Regions from separate parts of the Homo sapiens genome. Here region 1 is linked to region 2. Evidence: chromatin contacts called from ENCODE Hi-C or POLR2A ChIA-PET data. All regions are on one chromosome and are shown on one strand. The core of a region is the stretch at or near the end of the contact, and the rest is flanking DNA. Distances in the headings are between cores, read along the strand shown. Region 1 holds the start of PCNA-AS1 (PCNA antisense RNA 1). Region 2 holds the start of RNF24 (ring finger protein 24).

What was found. A loop is a pair of places that touch in the nucleus more often than their neighbours do. ChIA-PET counts read pairs that join two places held with the same protein, here RNA polymerase II (POLR2A). Pooled maps may share reads with other maps.
Region 1: a loop to region 2 is called in a pooled map, with 6 times the contacts of the local background. The contact joins the promoter of PCNA-AS1 here to the promoter of RNF24 in region 2. A Hi-C loop is called at or near these places in 1 of 168 maps with a recorded cell type or tissue (B cell) and 9 of 50 pooled maps. POLR2A ChIA-PET finds 5 or more read pairs at or near these places in 2 of 52 experiments (activated B cell and activated T-cell).

What each region holds. Positions count from the first base shown.
Region 1 is chr20:5,118,134-5,121,037 of GRCh38, forward strand. It overlaps PCNA-AS1 (PCNA antisense RNA 1), which reads left to right and starts at 1,453. Exons shown (of 1, transcript NR_028370.1): 1 at 1,453-1,836. It overlaps PCNA (proliferating cell nuclear antigen), which reads right to left and starts at 1,825. Exons shown (of 6, transcript NM_182649.2): 1 at 1,445-1,825; 2 at 636-733; 3 at 477-544. The coding sequence starts at 1,665. RefSeq lists enhancers at 399-1,279, 1,019-1,168, 1,280-2,160, 1,609-1,778, 1,909-2,358 and a silencer at 1,359-1,418.
Region 2 is chr20:4,014,174-4,016,873 of GRCh38, forward strand. RNF24 (ring finger protein 24) reads right to left here and starts at 1,385. Exons shown (of 6, transcript NM_001134337.3): 1 at 1,264-1,385. RefSeq lists a silencer at 892-1,491 and enhancers at 1,375-2,307, 2,511-2,700.

The sequences.
Region 1 (2,904 bases), core at 203-2,702, 1.1 Mb after region 2:
AAATAGACAACTGGCAGTAAACAATAAATTTAACCTGTGAGTTTTAGACTTGTGGTGAACAACTATCCAAATACTAAAATCTCTCTTTGAAACATGCACCAGTAGATATATTTCTAGAAAAAGTTGTTATGAAGTAGGCTTAAATTATATTAACATATCTTGACGGAGGAGGATCACTTGAGGCCAGGAGTTCCAGACCAGCCTGGGCAAGACTGCCCCCACGCCCACACACAAAAATGAAAAAATTAGCCAGGTGTGGTGGGACAGGCCCGTAGTCCTTCCTAGCCACTTAGGAGACTAAGGCAAGAGGACTGCTTGAGCCCAGGAATCCCAGGTTAGAGAGAGCTATATGGCACTACTGCACTCCAGCCTGGGCAACAGAGCCAAGACCCTGTCTGTAAAAATAAACAAACATTCTATGACATAACTATCGTGCCTGTGTACAGCACTCTCTACAATGAGAAACTGATACTCACTGGAATTCCAAGTTGTTCAACATCTAAATCCATCAACTTCATTTCATAGTCTGAAACTTTCTCCTGGTCTACCAAAAGAAAGCAGATGCTTTTGAGAAATACTGACACAGAGTTTTGATTTTCTGTAGCTTCGTGACTCGGTAAAAAGGTACGACTTACTTGGTGCTTCAAATACTAGCGCCAAGGTATCCGCGTTATCTTCGGCCCTTAGTGTAATGATATCTTCATTGCCGGCGCATTTTAGTATTTTGGACATACTAGAAGACAGGAGACACATGCTTTAAAATCAACGCCGTCTGCTGAAGGGCTGTATTTCGAACGCGGTTAGAAGGGGTTACCACTCTCACCCATCAGGCCGTCTCAGAACTGGTGGAGGGTAAGCGGACTGCTGGAGGATGCCATTATTAATGCAGACGTTTTGGGACGCATCTGGCAGTATTTATACTAAAATACCACCAGCAGTGTCCCTTCTGGATAGAAACAATCTCCTGCCACTAAGTAGGATGACAGGCTGCCACATTTCTCGCAAGGGCATTATAAAGCATTTAAAGTCAACCGCGACTGAGCCGGGAGGATCGCTTGAGCCCAGAAGTTGGAGACCAGCCCGGGCAACACACCGAGACCGTCTCAGAAACAAGAAAGCCACAGCTAAAGCGTCCATTCAAGGCCAACAGGATTTAGTGAGCAAAGAGCCCTGGAACAGTGTTCCTGGCACTGCGGAAAAACCCTTGATTTTCCCGCCACCACCCGCTTTGTGACTTTGGCGCGAAAAAGCAGGTTCGCGCAGCAGCCAGCGCGGGCTTTTCCGAACCGCGCGCTCAGCTGGGCCCCACCCCACTGCGTGGCAGGCCAATGAGAAGGCGCGGATGGCCCACGCCAGCCAATGAGGGCTAGGCTCGAAAGCGCTCCCGCCAAGCACCGGAGGTGCAGGCGGGCCGGGGCCGGCTTCCCGGGGCCGCGAGGCTCACCTGGTGAGGTTCACGCCCATGGCCAGGTTGCGGTCGCAGCGGTAGGTGTCGAAGCCCTCAGACCGCAGGGTGAGCTGCACCAAAGAGACGTGGGACGAGTCCATGCTCTGCAGGTTTACACCGCTGGAGCTAATATCCCAGCAGGCCTCGTTGATGAGGTCCTTGAGTGCCTCCAACACCTTCTTGAGGATGGAGCCCTGGACCAGGCGCGCCTCGAACATGGTGGCGGAGTGGCAACAACGCCGCTACAGGCAGGCGGGAAGGAGGAAAGTCTAGCTGGTTTCGGCTTCAGGAGCCTCAGAGCGAGCGGGCGAACGTCGCGACGACCGGCTGAGACCTAGAAAGACAACGACCACTCTGCTACGCCTGCAACCGTTTAATGCCGCCGCGTCCGCAAGCGCGCGCTCTCACCCTGCGCCGCGTTGCGACGTCACCACGCTGTCCAGCCCACGGCCTTGCGGGGAAGACTTTAGGGCCAATCGTGTCCATGCTCCCCGCGAGGCCCGCCCCCTAGAGCATACATTGGAGGAAGCGGGCGCAGGGCGGGGCAGCGTCGCGCAGGTCTCCCCGCCTCTTTGACTCCTGAACCCGGCCGCAGAACAAGTCCGGGCATATGTGGAGATCGGGTCCCGGTCCCGGCTCGTCAAGCCCCAGCTTTATGGTGGCTCCTCAGCCTCCCACTACGTGGGTAGAAAGTTTCCAGCCACGAAAGTGAAAGTGAAATGCAAATCAAGCCTACCGGGAGGAAAAGCCTCCTTGCAGCCTGAAGAGAGTACAGCTGCTGCAAATATGCACTTTATTTTTCAATTACAGAATTGATGCGCTCGTAGGTGTCACAAGATAAAGAGGTGAATTGTTCTGTTAAACTTAGCTCCCTATCATCCTCTTAACATTCCCCCGCCAGCTCTTATAATCACTCAATCGTTCATTGTATAAAGCTTTTAAAGCTTTTTTAAAAGTTCGAATACACTTTTTTTTTTTCAAAAATGCACTCATTCCGTAAACACTTGGAAAAGTACTTAATAAAGTACATTTAATTTTATGCCACGTACATCTTTTATCATATCAGTACCTCTTTAAAACATAGCATCACATGTATATAACATAATTTATCAATCTCCTGTTGTTTAACTACAAACACCTTTGAGCACTTAGGCAATTTTGGTGATATCAACTCCTTGAAGTAATACAGCTGAGTCAAAGAGCGTACACATTTAATATTTTTTCTTTTCTTTTCCTTTCTTTTTGAGATGGAGTCCTGCTCTGTCATCCAGGCTGGAGTACAGTGGCGCGATCTCAGCTCATTGCAACCTCCGCCTCCCAGGTTCAAGTGAGTCTCCTGCCTCAGCCTCCCGAGTATCTGGGATTACAGGTGCCTACCACCACCCCCGGCTAATTTTTGTATTATTATTATTATTTTTTTTTAGTAGAGACGGGGTTTCACCATGTTGGCCAGGCTG
Region 2 (2,700 bases), core at 135-2,634:
CAGACAACAGAACACAGGAAAATTCACATCAAAGCAAGGGCGCATGCCAGGGTAATATGCAATAAAACCCTCTGCCAAAGCATTAAGGGGAAAAAAAAGCAAGGAGGTAGAGAGAACCTGCTGGACTACCTTCTCATTAACACAGGGAGGCAGAAAGAAACAAAATCTGCCTGTATTCAGGAGCGGAGAAAACTGTGTCCTAGATATATTGGAGTATTCCTATAGACATGTTTATGAGCATTCGGACAAATTATCAATGAACTAAACCCAGAAAGCAGTGTCCTGTACGGTGGAGTATTCCTATGTAGACAGACATGAGAATCTTACCATTAACTAAGCCCAAAAAGGCAAAGTATTCTAGAAACACAGATATATGAGAATTTAGATGCACATTTCCAATGAATAAAACCCACTGGTTTTACAGTGAGAAAAAACTGTTTGAAATAACATCAGGTAAAGAATTGGGTAAAGGTGTGATGAAGTTATATCCCCTCCCCTTTTCCTCATACCCTTTTTGACAATCTCTGATTCTCTCATTTCATAGATGTCCCTTTCACTTGAATGCGCACACACACACACACACACACACACACACACACACACATCATTAGGTCTCCAGAAACAAAGGAGGGTCCTTAATTCTCCGGCCTGTGGAACCACACACGCCCCCTGCCCACAGATGGTGACTTTCATTAATGAGTAAGCCGAGGGAAGAGGTCTCCACCCCGACCACTGCCATGCACACTGTGACAACGGGGCACGAGACAAGCGCCACAAAGAAAGGGGAGGAGTGGACGGGGACCAGGAAAACACTGCCACGCCGCACCCCCCAAGGCGCGCGCCCACCGCCAACGCGGGGGCAGCGTCCTCGCCATCCTCCTCCTAGCCTCCCAGCTCATCCCAGCCGCCTCCCACGCCCGGGGACCCGATGCCAGGGCTTGGGCGAGCAGGACGTGCGGGGGCCCACGCACCTTCCCTCCGTGATCTCCAGGTGACAGCCCCGCTCCGCCCTTTGTGAGGGACTCACCCTCCAGTCCCGGGGCCGCGCCGGACCCTCCTCCGCGTCCCTCCTCAGCCTGGAGACACCGCCTCACCCCTGCACACCGCGCCCGGCCGGCCGAGGCGCCGGGAGAGTGTGTGTGTGTGGGAGGCTGGCGCGGGCCCGCGGTCTCCTCAGCATCCCGAACCCGGAGCGGCTCGGTCCCCCAAACCCCAGCCCGGGGGCGGCGGCCGCGGCGCTCCCGCCCTCGCTCGCTCACTTACTCGGGCGCGCCGGTGGCAGCGGCAGACGTGCGGGACCGTCAGCGCCCTGCGGCGGGCGGCAGGCTGCGGGCGGCGAGCGTCCGTCCGGACAGAGCGCGGCGGAGGTGGCGGCGGCTGACTGCGCCCGGCGGCCCCTCGCGAGGGGCGGGCCCGCCGGGGGAGGGGCGGGCGCCGCGCCTCTCATTCATGCAGCGGGGGCGGGGTGAGGGACCCGGATGCCCGGGCAGTTTCCCCACCCACCTCGGCGGAGGGCTCGGCGGCTTCAGAGTCTGCAGTGCGCAGGCGCGGCGCTCCCTGGCCAGGCCTGGTGCGGCCCTGGCCGCTGGCTCTGTTCCTGGTTAGAACTACGCCAGACAGGCCGGGCGAGGTGGCTCACGCCTGTAATCCCAGCACTTTGGGAGGCTGAGGCGGGCAGATCACGAGGTCAGGAGATCGAGACCATCTTGGCTAACGCGATGAAACCCCGTCTCTACTAAAAATACAAAAAATTAAATTAGCCGGGTGTGGTGGCGGGCGCCTGTAGTCCCAGCTACTTGGGAGGCTGAGGCAGGAGAATCGCCTGAACCTGGGAGGCGGAGCTTGCAGTGAGCCGAGATCGTGCCACTGCACACCAGCCTGGGCGACAGAGCGAGACTCTGTCTCAAAAAAAAAAAAAAAAAACAACTACTCCAGACAGACCTTCTCCATCGACCGTTTAGTATTTTTGCGTGCCCTACAAGCATTTTTAAAAGTGAAAGCATGGGGCCGGGCGCAGTGGCTCACGCCTGTAATCCCAACACTTTGGGAGGCCAAGGCGGGTGGATCACCTGAGGTCAGGAGTTCCAGACCAGCCTGACCAACATAGAGAAACTCTGTCTCTACTAAAAATACAAAATTAGCTGGGTGTGGTGGCTCATGCCTGTAATCCCAGCTACTCGGGAGGCTAAGGCAGGAAAATCTCTTGAACCCGGGGAGCGGAGGTTGCAGTGAGCCAAGATCGCACCATTGCACTCCAGCCTGGGTGACAGAGCAAGACTCCGTCTCACACACAAAAAAATGAAAGATTGGAATGCCACCCCTTTCCTAGCATGCAGATTGACAGTCCCCAGAGACACAAGAATGGTCACGTGGTGCCCATTGGTTTGATGGGGAGATGGTATGCACCGCACCCTCCTCCATCTGCCCCTCCTGCTGCAGCCTCTCAGCTGAGTGCTAGAACCTTGGTGATGGATGAGACCTAGACTCTGCCCAGATAGTGGAGAGAGGTGTGTGCAAGAAACAGTGCATTCCTTTATTTACATCCACTCCTCAACCTCCGGCTCCCATTCTACAGGGCAGGCAATAAATTGACCTCCGATTTTGGGAGGCTGAGCTCTTCCTGCAATACCAAGGCAAGGATCTGGGGAGTCCTCTCTTGTCTTTAGCAGGCAGTGTATTCTGCAGATACTCTCTTGTTCC